2 separate regions of the Homo sapiens genome follow, and region 1 is linked to region 2. A link is a loop called in an ENCODE intact Hi-C map of the cell type or tissue named here. Cell type or tissue: Caco-2. All regions are shown on one strand. Links, peaks and the distances in the headings refer to the core of each region. The heading gives the core; the rest is flanking DNA.

Region 1 (8,099 bases), core at 1,312-6,311, 86 kb before region 2:
TGGAGGGAGGGAAAGAAGTTATCTCATCTTCCCTTGAGGAATTTGCAGTCTAGACAGAGGCCCAGGCATTTATTCACAGAGAAGTTGAGACTACATATGATTAAGTGACAAATGTTTGGTACAAGTTGGTACAAGCAATATAAGCCTTAGGATGTCAGAAGAGAGAAAAATTTCCTTAGATGGGAGGATGGGGTTTGGAGGTTGATGTGTAAAGGCACTGGCCTTACAGCATGGATAAGATTTGAGAGGCAGGAGCGGGTGAGAGGATTCCACCAGGGAGGAAGGAGATATGGCAGGTGACACAGCCTGGATGGAATGGACAAGCTGTGTGGAGAGGCCGTTCCTCCATGAGCCCTGGCAATTGTTGGTTTGAGGAGCACCAGGGCATCATTCATTTTCACTCTCCTTTCACTTCCTATAGCAATATATATATTTTTGATCATGTAGGTTGTATTTTGAAATGAGTGCAAAGGCAATGTACATTTGTTCATAAAATGACATTATCATTTTGCATAAATAAAATAACACTAAAAATTATATATTGTGATAAAGATAGAGAAAGAGGTTTTAGCAAACTTCTTTTTCATCAAAGAATATATCAGTTGAATGAAAAATAGGTTCTGTGTTTGCGTAAATATCTTCTTCCTTTCAGTATACTCTTTCTCTTTTCTTCAGAAATCTCATGAAGCCCACAGACTTTATAGTAAGTACTTTTTTCTCGTTCTTTTTTTTCAACTTCTATATTAGAATCAGAGGATACACGTAGATGCCGAGGTTTGGTGTACGAATGAAACCTTCACCCAGGTAGTGATCATAGAACCCAACAGGTAGTTTTTTTCAACCCTTATCCCACTCCCACCCGCCTCACTCTTGTATCCCCCATTGTCCATTGTTCCCACTTTTATGACCATGTGTACCCAACTTCTAGCTCCCACTTAGAAGTGAGAACCTGTGGTATTTGGTTTTCTGTTCCTGCACTGATTTGCTTAGGATAATGGTTTCTGGCTGCATCCATGTTGCTGCAAAGGACACAATCTCATTCTTTTTTATGGCTGCATAGTATTCCATGGTGTATAGGTACCACATTTTCTTTATCCAATACACTGTTGATGGGCACCTGGGTTGAATCTATGTCTTTATAGCAAGATTTCTGATTGAAACACAAAGACTTTCTCTTCTGCCTTCTGAAAAATGTTAAGAAACTGAACATGTGTGTATGTGTGTATATATATGTGTGTATATATGTATATATATGTGTGTATATATACACGCACATATGTATATGTGTGTGTGTGTGTGTGTATATATATATATATATATATATATATATATATATATATATATGCTTTTCCATGGCCCTGAGAAGTTGCTTAAGCCTCGACAAATTTCCTATCACCTCCATGGGGGGGTGCTTATCTGCCCTGATAAGGGCCCCATAGGCTTTTCATGGTCCTGCTTACCCTCTCACACCCCTGAAAATGTTTCATTTATATGATGTCTTCCAACTTGAACTTGAAGAGATGACATTCTTTTCACTGCTCCCTCAGTGCCAAATTAATATCCAAAGTACAGTTGAAGTTTAAAGATTCAGTCTGTTGGACTGGGAACTGGATCCTAGCTTCTATTTATCTGCCTGTCTAGCTAGTTATCCTCTTTTTCTCCCACTCTCTCTCTCCTGGTCTCTCTTTCAATCTCCCTTTCCCACTATCATCTCTCTATCTACCACCTTTTTCCCTCTTTCTGTTTTTGTATCTTTCTATCTGGCCATCACTTACTGGTCATCTCTTTCTCTCTCTTCCTGCCAACCCTATCTACCGCCCCTGTATCTATCCTCTATCCTTGCATATTTGTGTATGTAAATATTTTAAAATATACCTTTATATTTGGGAAAAAATGGGTTAAAGTAATACTTTTTGATCAGGCTGTTGATAAAGTAATCTTAACAGAAATGGCACAAGAACAAGTCGCTATCTACAAAGGAAACCAAGGCCAGTAAACCCAACACAAAGTTTTAGAATAATTGCAATGTAAGGTGCCCTGGAATTATTTCCACACTCAAAATCATTTTTTTTTTCCATTTGAAGCGATTTGGCAGAGGGAAAATTACACCTTTTCCCCTTGCTATACAAAGAGATGCCCCCTCTTCATTCTTTTGTAATTCTAATACAAACCTTGGCAAATGAGACATGGGTTCTAAGGAACATCAAATTCCATGAGTTGAGGAATATCAGAAATAGGCATTTTGCTTCAGTTGGGCAAAATAGCATCTGTGTGTGAGGATGAGACTAAAAGATTACTCTTCTAGTGTGTTTCCATGTGTAACACATGCTGTATTCAAACTGCCAATTTGTTATTGGCTTTATGTCCTATTCATAGCATTGATTTCGTGTTCATCCTGTTTCCTAAGTTTTGGGTACTCTGTAGTATACATGTTTCTTTGCATCCACCATGATTTCTCCGTGAAAGCTGCGTTCCCAGTCCTTTGTTCATTCCCTGTCTCTTTCCCCTTACCTTCCCCCTGGGCCTAATTATGAAACAACTTCAAATAAATACAAAAATTTTTAAACAAAAAAAAATTCTGCTTCCTGTGAGCAATTGCCTAGCTTTCCCCCCTCTTTTCTCTTCAAGAGTTCTAATTCACTTGGAGTACCATGCAGTTGGCCAGGCCTGAGATTTCTGGAAGCTGTAATTGTGTCTCATTAATTCTTACAGTAATGTAGGGTAACTATAAGGAACATGCAATTAGTGGTTTGGTCAATGAACAGAGCAGTTAATCAGCAGACAAAAGATGGGGCTCAGGGCCCATTAGGCTAAAAGGAAGTGTGAGGGCTGTTCCGGGCTCCAGGAATGTATTCGAACATGCCTGACTGTTGGACAGGCTCAGAAGACTATGTTTGTCTTTTTGCTAAACCGGCTTTTTTTTTTAATTGGTGTGGTATGTGTTTATTCAAACACTTGAGAGATTCCTGAGTATTCCGCGAGAGTACCCCAAGCCTTTTTCTCTCCTTGCGTTAGCTGGCCTCGGCTTCTTCCCTCCATTGTGCAAATAAACCCCCAATACACACATAACAAAAAAGCAAAAACAAGCCAAAAACAAACGAACCGACCTCCACAATAAAAATAAAGAAGAAGAAAAGCACAATACTGCTTTACTGGAGTGTATTAAACATGGAAGTCCTGAGCTGACCCCTCTGTCATCAGAAAATAAATGAATGTGGAGACCAATAACGTTGAAATAAGCTTTTGTGTTCTCAATCATCCCCTCCGTATCCATCTCTAGAAAGTGGACCTTTATGCTTTTGAATGGAGGTGCTTTAAATACATGTAAATGTATGCAGATAAGCATATGAGTTTTAAAATGTTGCAGGCCTTATAGCTACAAGTAACCTCAATTGTGTGTTTTCTGTGAGAAAATCTTGTCACATTACTTTGGAAATTTGAATACAGAAGTTAACCCCAAGGAATAAGGTCCCTTTTTCTGGGTAACATGGACTGTACTGCCCTTGCCTAGAAAAACCATGTGAAGTTTACAGATAGAATCCTGTGAAATGTTGTAAATGTGAAGCGATGATTATACAAGAAAATGGATTTATCAATAATACATTGCCCTGGGGTAATTCTGAGCTTGAGCAAACAGTTCTTCAAATAGCATGACATCGCTACTCCTAAGTAAAGCATACATTTGGAATGAAGAAGGAATGATTACATTTGCTTTTCAAAAGTGAAACCAGTTTAATTATTAACTTATTTCCTGAGTCAAGTGCAGGTCTGAAAACAAAGGTAGGGTTTTTTCTTTCTCCAAACCTGTCTGCGGTCTTATCTTCTTGGGATTCACATTGGAAACAAAGAAATGTTCAAAAAATGAATTCTCTTAGGCATTATGTTAGAGCTTCAGCTGTTTTGAATAATTAGCTTCATTTTTTAAATATTTGAAACATTTTTTACTTGGAGATAAGAATAGCCTAGTGGACGATGAGAGTTACAAATGATATACCCTTCTTATCAATTAATTAGGAACAGTAAACCCACTCAACCTCTTTTTTTGCTTATTTTGATTTTCTTCTGTAAAGAAGTGTTTTATTTATTTATTTATTTATTTATTTATTTATTTATTTATTTATTTTTGAAATGGAGCCTCACTCTGTTGTCCAGGCTGGAGTGCAATGGCGCAATCTTGGCTCATTGCAACCTACCCCTCCCGGGTTCAAGCAATCCTTCTGCCTCAGCCTCCTGAGTAGCTGGGATTACAGGCGTGCACCATCACACCTGGCTAATTTTTGTATTTTTAATAGAAACAGGGATTCGCCATGTTGGCCAGGCTGTTCTCAAACTCCTGACCTTAGGTGATCTGCCTGCCTCGGCCTCCCAAAGTGCTGGGATTATAGGTATGAGCCACTGCACCCAGCCAAGAAGTGTTAATTTTTAATTCAAAACATCATGAAGTTTCTCATTTCCTTCAATGACATGCCATGCATTGTTTCAGAAATTGGGAGACTGGTGGGGATAGGGAAGGCGGTTTAATTCTGCACCAACTAGCTTTGGAGAGACAAAGGAATTAACCTTTGCACCTCAGTTTCCTCATCTGTAAAATAAGGATTTTTAGTCAAAGTAATCTTCAAGTCTCCTTTTAACTGTGCTCTTTTGCGACTCTTTTCAGCCAACAGTGAAACTGTTCCGAGTATTATTTAAACATAGGATTTATGTCACAAACTATCCATGGTAAACCATGGTTCCAGTTTGCTGCTGCTGATGCGGGCTATGGAATCATTAGAGGTTACTACCAGCATTAAATTTGTTGTAAAAGGATTTTCTCTGTAATCAGTTTTTTTCTCCTTGTTTTGATTTGCCTGATTGCTAAATAGCTCCCTTGTTTCCTAGTGAATAACACTCCTTCATGTTTCAGGAGCTTGTAATTACCTTGGTCTTTCGGGCAGCATGCTGTCTGCCTGCTTTCATCTGTGAGTGGTCTCTACTGGTCTAGGGTTTCATGTTGTGTATCATAAATCTCAGCAACAAACGGACTTCAAAATCTTCTGTACTTCTGTAAAGTGATACAGTTGGGTTTTATGGTTGCACATTGCTTTATAAAGTAATCTGCTCTGGAATACATCTCAGAAACCATAAACACGGTGGCTGGGTATGGTGGCTTATGCCTGTAATTCCAGTGCTTTGGGAGGCCAAGGAGGGAAGGATTGCTTGAGGCCAGGAGTTCAAGACCAGCCTGAGGAACATAGTGAGACCCTGTCTCTTCCAAAAAAAAAAAAAAATTCGTTGGGAGAGGTGGTGTGTGCCTGTAGTTTCAGCTACTCAGGAGGCTGAGGTAGGAGGATCACTTGAGCCAGGGAGGTTGAGGTGGCAGTGAGCCATGATGGTGCCACTGCACTCTCGCCTGCCAGAACAAGACTCTGCCTTGAAGAGAGAAGAAAAAAATGAAGAAACCACAAACATGTTACTTTTCTCATCAGGAATGGTTCTGCTTCCCTTCAGCCTCATACTCCCAAGGAAAAGTTATTCACATATATATCGGCCACTTAGGAGGCCCATCCATACCCCGACCTGGCTGGAATTTCCGATACTGCTCAGCCCTCAAGGTCCAATCCATCCTGTTGGTTTCTCTGTCTTTTGTGACCCAACCCCTTTCCCTAAGACTTTACCTTTAACCACCCTTCCCATTTTAGAAATTCTGTCTTCTCATCAGATTGCACTGGGCAAAAGTCTTTCCTTCTTTTCTTTCCTGCCAAGATTTTCTCCAGCATAAATGTAATCTTCAGAGAATACAGAAGAATCAGTAAATTAACAATACATTCATGACTTATTCACGGCACAGGGTCAGAAACTCTCAGGCCAACATAGGCTAGGCAGATAACGTAGGAGTTGGGTGAGCCCGAGAGAAAATCACAGAAAGTGGTGGCGGGGCGGGGGTGGGGGGTATAGCGTTGAGGAGATGGGAAGCCGGGGTTGGTGAGGGGGTGGGGGGTGGAGCCCTCCAAAGGACAGGCCTCTGCTAAAGACAGCAGCCTGCACTCCCTCCAGCCAATTATCGCCATACGGGAATGTAACCTGATATGGTTAGAGCTTCTGATTTAAAAAAAATAATAATAAGTTGGAAATGTAGATTTTATGCAAACTCTCCCAATTTTTATTTTTATATTTATTTATTTATTTATTTTGGGACAGGGTCTCTCTTTGTCACTCAGGCTGGAGTGCAGTGGTGCAATTTTGGCTCACTGCACCCTCAACCTCCTGGGGTCAAGCAATCCTCCTGCCTGAGCCTTCCAAGAAGCTGGGACTACAGATGCACGCCACCATGCCTGGCTAATTTTTTTTTAATTTTTTTGGTCAGCACAAGATCTCACTATGTTACCCAGGCTGGTCTCAAACCCCTGGCCTCAAGAAATCCTTCTGCCTCAGCCTCCAAGAGCACTAGGATTACAGTTGTGAGCCACCACTCTGGTAAAACTGCCTTTTGTTTAATTACTTGTGCAAGGGATCTTTTTGTTTTGAAAGGGTAAGCTGAATAAGAGAAAGTTTGTTTTTAGATTATTCAAATTACTTTAATTCCAAGGAGTTGGGTGAGGCAACAATATGTATTGCCCATAATATGAGGATGTTATTTAATTATATCTGGAGTTACTTGGCCAAGAGGGTGGTTAAAAGTTAGGTAATTTTTCTCCTTTAACCCTCACCATCCTGTGTGACATTCTCATATTTAATGCACGTAGAAGCCAAGACTTGTCACGGAGTTAGTAAGTGGTAGAGCCTGGCCCTAGCTCAAAGGTGCATGCTCTGCACCGTCCCTGCCAAAGGGCTGGTCCAGGATCTCGGACATTCTTCAGCCTGACATTCCAGGTTCCATGCCGGATAATTATCCTCAGGATAATGCAGGGGTTACCTACTATTTTAAAAGAACTACAATCTTGGCCAGGTGCAGTGGCTCACGCCTGTAATCCCAGCACTTTGGCAGGCCGAGACGGGCGGATCACCTGAGGTTGGGAGTTCACGACCAGCCTGGCCAAGATGGTGAAACCCTGTCTCTACAAAAATACAAAAATTAGGCTGGGCGCCATGGCTCATGCCTGTAATCCCAGCACTTTGTGAGGCAGAGGTGGGTGGATCACCTGAGGTCAGGAGTTAGAGACCAGCCTGGCCAACATGATGAAACCCCGCCTCTACCAAAAATACAAAAATTAGCCAGGTGTGGTGGGGGGCGCCTGTAATCCCAGCTACTGGGGAAGCTGAGGCAGGAGAATTTCTTGAACCCTGGAGGCAGAGGTTGCAGTAAGCCGAGATTGTGCCACTATACTAGAGCCTGGGCAACAAGAGCAAGACTCTATTTCAAAAAGAAAACAAAAACAAAAGCAAAATTAGTCAGGCATGATGGTGGGTGCCTGTAATCCCAGCTACTCGGGAGGCTGAGGCGGGAGAATCATTTGAACCCGGGAGGTGGAGGTTGCAGTGAGCAGAGGTCACGCCATTGCACTCCAGCCTGGGCAACAGAGCAAGACTCCATCTCAAAAAAGAAAACAAAACAACACAAACAAACAAAAAAACAAAACAAAAAAACAAAACTGCAATCTTAAGGAATTGAAGGTTCGTTAGACTTTGGTTGAAGGACCTGAGAGAGTAGAATTCCTTCAAAGTGTTCCTGAGGCAGGTCTTTATCCCTGAACATCTCAAAGAATAGAAAGCATGGGAGGGACTTACGCTTCAGTTGGCCAAGTGGTCACATGCTTCGTATGATTTGGTATGGACTGCCAAGGGCCCCCTGCTGCTTCCAAAATAATTCCATCATCAGGCTGCCGTGCTCTCAGCCATTTCCACCATTAGAAACCCATTCCTTTGGGTTAATAAAATGATCTCTAGAAATGCCTTGACGACCTACAAGTGGCAGGAGACTGGCTGAAATAACACATGAAAACTGTAGACTGAATGATTTGATAATATTAGCAAAACTTTGAAATAATATGAGACAAGACATGGTATTTGTAACACATATAAAATATTTAACAGTGCCTGGTGTATAGTAAACAGTCAAACAGTGTTCAACGAGCAAAAATAAGGGATGGGAGGGGTGAAGTTGGGGGAGGCAGGAACAGGGT
Region 2 (8,099 bases), core at 1,082-6,081:
CATTCTTCTCTTGTCCCAGGAATGTGAGTTTCAGAAATATGCTGAGCTGATCCTAGAAAGGTTTCAAAGTCCTCGGCAGCTCAATGCTTTTGGGACAAGTTTGTTTGTTTTAATAAAAGTTAAAATAAATAATTTAGGCAATTAATTGAAAAGATGAATACGATTTCAAGTCTGTATAGCCGTTGTCCTGGTTTACCCTACTTGAAAAGTATTTGTAAATACCCTATCCCAGCAGTTATTTGCCTATTATGATGTGGATTTCAGTGCAACTTTCACATGACTCTTTCGGCATTTGCCAATCTCTTTTGCTGATTCAAGACAGAAAATCTTGGATAGAAAATACCTAGGCACTGAGCTGTTCTCTTTATTTTATTTCTGCTACCGATGATCATCCTCATCATTTTTCACTGAAATTCTAAATGGAAATCCATAATTGTGTTTCGGAAAAACTGTTATATATATAATTTTTTTATTCTTTAGATACATTGATTGAATTTCCAGGCAGCAAAGCTAAGTGATTTGGAACTCACTTTTCAGTGTTTATCTGTGGTTGCACACAGGCCCTTCTGTAACTCTTTTCTGGAGTTCCCTCTCCTCTTCTTCGAAATCCCCTTTAGACTTTTGGTTAATATATGCTATTCATTTTCCCCAGGAAAATTCAGCTCTGGAGCCTGGTGACAGATCTGATTCTGTGTAATTGATGATGAGTATAAATTTCAGTTGCTTCTGTTCTTTGTAGCAAGGGCAGGGATGTAAGGTCATATTGGTGAGGCCCAGACTCTAAGACTAAGGGCCTTTTGTGTTTTCTTAAGATTTCAGGAAGTTTGAGTCGTTTATTTAGTGTAGCACAGTTAAGACACATTAGACGGGTTTCTCTGAAACTAAGTCATTCACGTGTCTACCTTTTGCTAAACTGTAGAACCGTCCCTGGTTCTGATAATGTCGCAAGGCCCTATGTGAAGGTGAGAAGCTACACCTTTAAGTTTATGACATTTTAACTAGGCATGGCCCAATTAACCTCTGCCCTTTCTCGAGTTCATCAGGAAATAGACTCTAAATACTCATTGCTTAATGGTAGGTTTGTGGTTATAATTACACATTACCAAAATTAAGTCTAGTAACAGGAAATGTGTGAGAACTAATCTATAGAAACAAAAACAATCTTTGACTTACCTACAGTTTCATTGGAATTTCTCTCTTGAGTCCATTTTCCTTTAAGTCAATAAAAAGCTGGGGTTGCTTGTTAAAACTTCTTTGTTGGCAGCCACTTTGTGGCCCCTCTGCTCTGTTTCTTCAGGGGACTGTCCTGAGCTTGAGTGACCACGGGAGGCCTTAGGGAACGCTTAGGATAATCGTGGCAGATGCCATTCACTTTGATTAGAGCTTCCTAATGTCATAATTTTTTATCTTAATGGTATCCAGAAACACACAGTTGGGTCCATGAATGCATCGAACAGATCAAGTTTTGCTATGTTTACCTCTGTCAAAGACATATTCTTGGTGGTAGAAACAGTGGGCCCTTGGGATCTCTGGGTCCCACACCTGAAGATTCAACCAATGTGGATCAAAAATATTTTTTAAAAAAGGATGATTAGGTCTGTATTGAACATATACAGACTTTTACATCTTGTCATTATTCCCTAAATAATACAGTATAATAACTGTTTACATAGCATTTGTATTAGGTATTATAAGTAATCTAGAGATGATTTCAAGCATGTCAAAGGGTGTGTGAATGCTATATGCAAATACCACACAATTTTATATCTGGGACTTGAGCATCTGTGGGTTTTAGTATCTGCAGGAGGCCGTGGAGCCAACCCCTTGCAGATATTGAGGGACAACTGTATAGAACAAATGCTAAAATCAGCAAACAAATGAAAATATGACTTGTATTATTGAAGGAGATAAGATATGTTCTTCCTACAGGAAGTCTTGGATGGGACCTAGGGGATGTTTCTGTCCATGCTCTGCAATTGACTGAGGAACCAGGGCCACTTAGTTTCTGTCCTTGCTTTTAAATTTCTGGAATGGAAATAACAGAGCATGCACAGCCTCTGTATTTCCCAGAATTTTTTGGCAGCAAGTGAAATACTAGCTTTTAAAAAGCACTTTATAAACATGAAGAAGTTAAAAGGTTTAGTGGCTAAAATTCCAAGCTCTGGAGTTAGACAAACCTGAGTTTGAATCCTATTTAATAGGATTTCTCCCATATACTAGCTATGTGCTCCTGGGCAAGTTGCTTTACTTTTTTTTAACCTCAGTTCTAATTTGTAGAAGATGGTGAATCACATGCAGCTGAACCTTGAACAATGTGAGGGTTAGAGGCACTGACCCCCTTCACAGTTGAAAATCCTTGTATAACTTTTGACTGCCCAAAAACCTGACTACTAATGGTCTACTGTTGACCAGAAGCCTTACCCATTACATAGTCAATTAACACACATTTTATACAACATATGTATTCTATACTGTATTCTTAAAGTAAGCTAGAGAAAAGAAAATATTATTAAGGAAACCATAAGGAAGAGAAAATGTATTTACTATTTGTGAAGTGGAAGTAGTCACCATAAAGGTCTTCATCCTCATCATCTTCACTTTGAGTAGGCTAAGGAGGAGGAAGAAAAGGAGGGGATTGTCTGGCTGTCTCTGGTGGCAGAGGCGGAAGAAAATCTACATGTAAGTGATCCTCTGCAGTTCAAATCCATGTTCTTAAAGGGTCAACTGTAGTCTGTCATCTACTTACATAGCTGCAGTGAGGATTAAATCAGATGACGGGCACAAAGCGTTCAGAATGCTGTTTGAGATGCAGTAAATATTCCAGCACTGTTAGCTAGCTTGTGCTGGTAATATAGATGAACTGCATGGTCAATATGGATGAGGCTGATTTCATCCTCTGAGAAGTGGGAGGAGACATGTGTCTGGTGACTGCAGCAAGGTCTGCAGAACCCCCTTAGCTCTGTTGCAGGCTGAGCAGAGAATGAAGAAGGGATGGGTGGAGTGGGGCCCTTTCTGGCTCCTTCAGCTCCTTATCTCCCTGGGCAGGGGTGTTTCTATCTGGGAAGCTGAACTCTAGCATTGAACGAAACATGCCTATTGGCAGCAAGGCCAGCATCCTGCTGTCCCAGGCTGTCACTAGACTCTCCCTTTCCCTCACAGTCTTTTTCTTCTCCTCCTGACAACTCCCCTCCCCTCTCCCAGGACCAGCACCTATCCAGGTCACATTCCTGGCACGCTTTCACTCTCAGCTGGTTGTCAACTAAGGTGTTGGCTGATAACAAAGCTATGAACTGATAAGGCTTAATACCTTGGAGTGGTATTTTAAAAGGCCAGGAAGCCTTCAAGAGCTAAAGAAATAGTGGAGTAATAACAGGCATTAAGTGTGCGTGTGTGCGTGTGTGTGTGTGTGTTGGGGAGATATTGCTAATTTGGGGCCAGGAGCCTGGACAATCATTAGAATAAGCCCTCCAGAGACTATCTGTGCCACTAAGGTCACATTAAAATGCTTCTTCCGTCTAAAACTGAAACCGATCCCACTTAGGAGCTAATTGCAGTCATAGTTTTTCTCTTTGAGATTTAATACATTTTACTCAGCCCAGGAAGCCTCAGGACAAGCATAATGAAAATGCAATTAATTAAAATGTTAAAATATTTGTATGCTACATTCTCTGTGATTGAATAAAAGAGTACTCACCATGGTCAGGAATATGAGTCTCAAAGAGTAAAATAAAATAAAAAATAGCTCTTAAGAAAAAAAACTGCTTGCCAAGTATTTTGAGTTGAAGATGTCCAAGTTAAGAGAATGGTAAATACAGGAAGGCAAAGAGTTCCTGTCACTTCCTTCACTGGAATTCCATCTCTTTCTCACCACGCATAGGACAAATTGCACCAAAATGGAAAGCCGCTGGCTGCCACAAGCTAAACCATGCTCAGAAGATTTGAAATTCAATAGTGTTCTACTGCAAGTTGGGGGAAAAGAAGACTGCAGGGAACTCTCTTGTAAAGGATTTGCAAATATTCAACTCATTTTGAAACAGAACAATTGTTATTGAGTGTTGGGCAAGGATTTGTTGATTACAGCGCAGTCACAGGTAACTGTGGATACAGCCTCGTGTGTGTACTCTATTGCCTTTTCAATATCCTTATCATGCTTTTGAGGTTGCAACTAATAGTATTTTTTGAGACTTCATTTTTTTTAGTGCAGTTTTAGGTTCAGAGCAAAATTCAGAGGAAGGTACAGAGATATTCTGTCTATCCCCTCCCTCTACACCTGCACAGCCTCCCCAGTTAACAATGTCACCCACCAAGGGGTGCATTTGTTACAACAGATGAACCCACATTGACACATCATCACCAAAGTCCATGGTTTACATTAGGGCTCACTCTTGGTGTTGTGCATGCTATGAGTTTGGGCACATATACTACATTTGCCTAATGACATGTGTCTATCATGATAGTATCATACAGAGTACTTTCATTGCCCTGAAAATTCTGTGTTCTGACTATTGTTTGCACCACCCCACTTCCAACTCCTGGCAACCACTACTCTTTTTACTGTCCTCATAGTTTTGCCATTTCAAAATGTCATATAGTTAGAATCATACAGTAGGTGGCATTTTCAAATTGGCTTCTTTTTCTTAGTGATATGCATTTAAATTTCCTCCATGTCTTTGCATGGACTGAGAGCTGATTTCTTTCTAGCACTGAATGATATTCCATCTTGGTTGTTTCCAAGCTTTAGCAATTATGAAAAAAGCTACTATAAACATCTATATGCATTTTTTGTGTGGACATGTTTTCAACTCTTTTAGGTAAATACCAAAGATTGTGATTGTCAGATTGTATGTTAAAGGTATGTTTAGTTTTGTTGTTGTTGTTTGTTTGCTTGTTGTTTTTTTAAGATGGAGTCTCGCTCTGTCTCCCAGGCTGGAGTGCAGTGGTGCAATTTTGGCTCACTGCAATCTCCTCCTCCCAGGCTCAAGTGATTCTCCTACCTCAGCCTCCCAAGTAGCTAGGATTACAGGTGTGTGCCACCACAGCTGGCTAATTTTTGTATTTTTAGTAGAGACAGGGTTTCACCATGTTGGCCAGGCTGGTCTCAAACTCCTGACTTCAGGTGATCCACTGCCTCAGCCTCCCAAAGTGCTGAGATCACAGGCGTGAACCACTGCACTCAGCCAAGTATGTTTAGTTTTGTAGGAAACTGCCAAACTGCCTTCCAAAGTGGCTGTGCCATTTTGCACTCCCACCTGCAGTGAATGAGAGTTCCTGTTGCTCCACAACCTGGCCAGTATTTGATGTTGTCAGTCTTTTGGATTTTGGCCATTTTAATAGGTGTGTAGCAATATTTCATTATTGTTTTAATTTGCATTTCTCAATGAATAATATTTTGAGTTATATTTTGAATGATGAAAGAAAGGTGATCCCTGAGTCCTCTACTACAATAAAAGGACATTTTCCGTATCTGCAAAGACTTCCTGAAGGTTTTCCCAAGCCTGTGGGGAGCAGCAGAAGTGAGTTAAGAGAAGCTGTGTGAAGACGACTCCGCCAGCCACTTCCAAACACAGAGCAAAGTTCACTCGTTCATTTAGCAAATATTTATCGAGCCCCTAATGTGTGTGGCACTAGACCAGGCTTTATGGGCACAGGGTGAGCAAAAAGGGCCACATAGTCCCCACTCTACAGGCAGAAGCTGAGTGGGAGGAGTCCCTGGAGCCATGCCTATGGGAAAACCACCTGATCAGGGAGGTCCTGCAAGGCTTCCAGGGGGAGATAATAGTTGGGTTGAGATTTGAAGGGAATTCTGGGAGAAATGGGGAGCAAAGAGTGCTCCGTGCACAAGAGGAAGTATGGTGAGCATGAGGAACTGAAAGGAGGCCTGCATGGCTGGAACACGGAGAAGGAGGGGGGCTGCCCTATGCGGGGGAAAGAGAGGCTGGAGAGACCACTCAGAGCCTTGGAGAAAAACCAATGATTGCCAGACGTGTGGGAAACTGCAGCAGCACCTTTTCAAGGCAACAGGAAAAGGGAGGTTAAAGAGCTGCCTTTAGAAGGGAAAACTGTGAATCAGGACCACTGCAATTATCACTACACAGCAAGAAGCAACCCAGAGGAATGATTAGGAGCATGGACTGAAGCGCGATTGTCTGGAACGGAGTCCTGGCTCAACTGTTTACTTGCTGTATTACCTTGGATAGGTTACTTAACCTCCCTGGGTCTTGATTTCATTACCTGTAGAACTCTTTGTAGGTCCGTGTGCAGATTAAGTGAATCAATATTGAGAGTTTAGAACAGTGCCTGACATGTTTTAAATGCCACATAAGTATTTACTATCATCATCATCATCAACTCATTCTATTTTTTTTTTTAAATAAGAGATGACGTCATGCTATTTTGCTTAGGCTGGAGTACAGTGGCAAGATCATAGCTCTCTGCAGCCTTGAACTCCTGGGCTCAAGTGATCCTCCCACCTCAACCTCCAGGCATACTACCATGCCTGGCTAATTTTGTAATTTTTTTGTAGAGATGGGGTTTCGCTATGTTGCCCAGGCTGGTCTTGAACTCCTGGCCTCAAGTGATCCTCCCACCTCAGCGTCCCAAAGTGCTAGGATTACAGGTGTGGGCCACCACACCCAGTCTCCATTCTTGATTGGGCAAATAAATTTTACATTTGGCAGAATCACTTACAGAGGGTAGGTACATTGAACACATGCTATTTAATTTCACAGTAATCCCCTGGAAAAACATTATTATTTGCATTTTAGAGATAAAAAATTTAAAAATCAGAAAGGTTAAATATCTCATCAAGCAGTTCACAATGAGTAGAGGCTGGATTCAAAACTAGAAGTGTCTGAATTCAAAGTCTGTGCTCCCTGTCAGCCAAGATCTGCTTGAAGACAAACCATTGACTATTATGAGCTTTATATGGAACCAGCTGACAATTAAGGGGTTCTGGTCATGGGCTTGTTGTAGGAAGCATTTGGCTCTCCCAGATCTCTGCTGGTTTTAGAGAATGATGGGAGCAGAGAGAATAATGTTATATGCATTTTTAACTTTAATTACAGATGCATTTTTTTTCCCTTTGAAGAGAATAACTATTCCCAAATACAGGCATACCTCAGAGATATTGTAGGTTTAGTTCCAGACCACTGCAATAAAACAAATATTGCAGCAAAGACAGTTACACAGATTTCTCAGTGCACATCAAAGTTATATTTTTACTACACTGGACTCTACAGCTGCAGTAGCATCATATGTAAAAACATGGACATAACTTAATTGAAAATACTTTATTGCTAAAAAAATGCCGCTAATCATCTGAGCCTTCAGCAAGTTGTAATCTTTTTGCTGGTAGAGCGTGTCACCTCACTGATGGCTACTGATTGATCAAGGTGGTGGTTGCTGAAGGTTGGGGTGGCTGTGAAAATTTCTTAGGGTAAAACAACAACGAAGTTTGCTGCATTGATGAACTCTTTCAGGAAAGATTCATCTGTAGCATGCAATGCTGTTGGATAGCATTTTCCCCACAGTAGAACTTTCAAAATTGGAGTTAAGCCTCTCAAATCCTGCTGTTGTTTTATTGACCAAGTTTATGGAATATTCTCAATAATTTGTTGTCATTTCCACTGTGTTCACAGCATCTCCACCAGGAATAAGTTCCATCTCAAGAAGCTACTTTCTTTGCTCAATTCAATTAGATTTTATCATGAAATTGAAGCAATTCAGTCACATCTTCAGGCTCCACTTCTCATTCTAGTTCTCTTACTATTTCCACCACATCTGCAGTGACTTCCTCCACTGAAGTCTTGAATCCCTCAGTCATCCATGAAGGTTGGAATCAACTTCTTCCAAATTCCTGTTAATGTTGATATTTTGACCTCCTCTCATGAGTTGTGAATGTTTTTAATGGCATTTAGAATGGTGAATCCTTCTCAGAAAGTTTTCAATTTACTTTGCCCAGATCCTCCAGAGGAATCACTGTCTATGGCAGTTATAGCCTTATGAAATGTGTTTCTTAAATAATAAGACTTGAGGGTTGAAATGACTCCTTGATCCATGGGCTGCAGCATGGATGCTGTGTTAGCAGGCACGAAAACAAC

Evidence for each region. Hi-C counts contacts between places; a loop is a spot of excess contacts. Peaks named below come from ENCODE experiments on the same cell type or tissue, not always from the same donor. Only the 100,000 strongest peaks of a DNase experiment are listed, where the experiment ranks them.
Region 1: it touches region 2 in a loop (7-fold over the local background); 1 of 110 quality-filtered maps calls a loop at or near these places.

What each region holds. Positions count from the first base shown.
Region 1 is chr10:35,681,978-35,690,076 of GRCh38, forward strand. No RefSeq gene overlaps it. Among named protein-coding and RNA genes, the nearest start is that of FZD8, 44 kb to the left of the region's middle. RefSeq lists an enhancer at 1,987-5,027. In Caco-2, for the core only: no CTCF peak of the experiment used is centred there; no DNase peak of the experiment used is centred there.
Region 2 is chr10:35,767,929-35,776,027 of GRCh38, forward strand. No RefSeq gene overlaps it. Among named protein-coding and RNA genes, the nearest start is that of PCAT5, 6.3 kb to the right of the region's middle. In Caco-2, for the core only: no CTCF peak of the experiment used is centred there; a DNase peak (open chromatin) is centred at 3,213.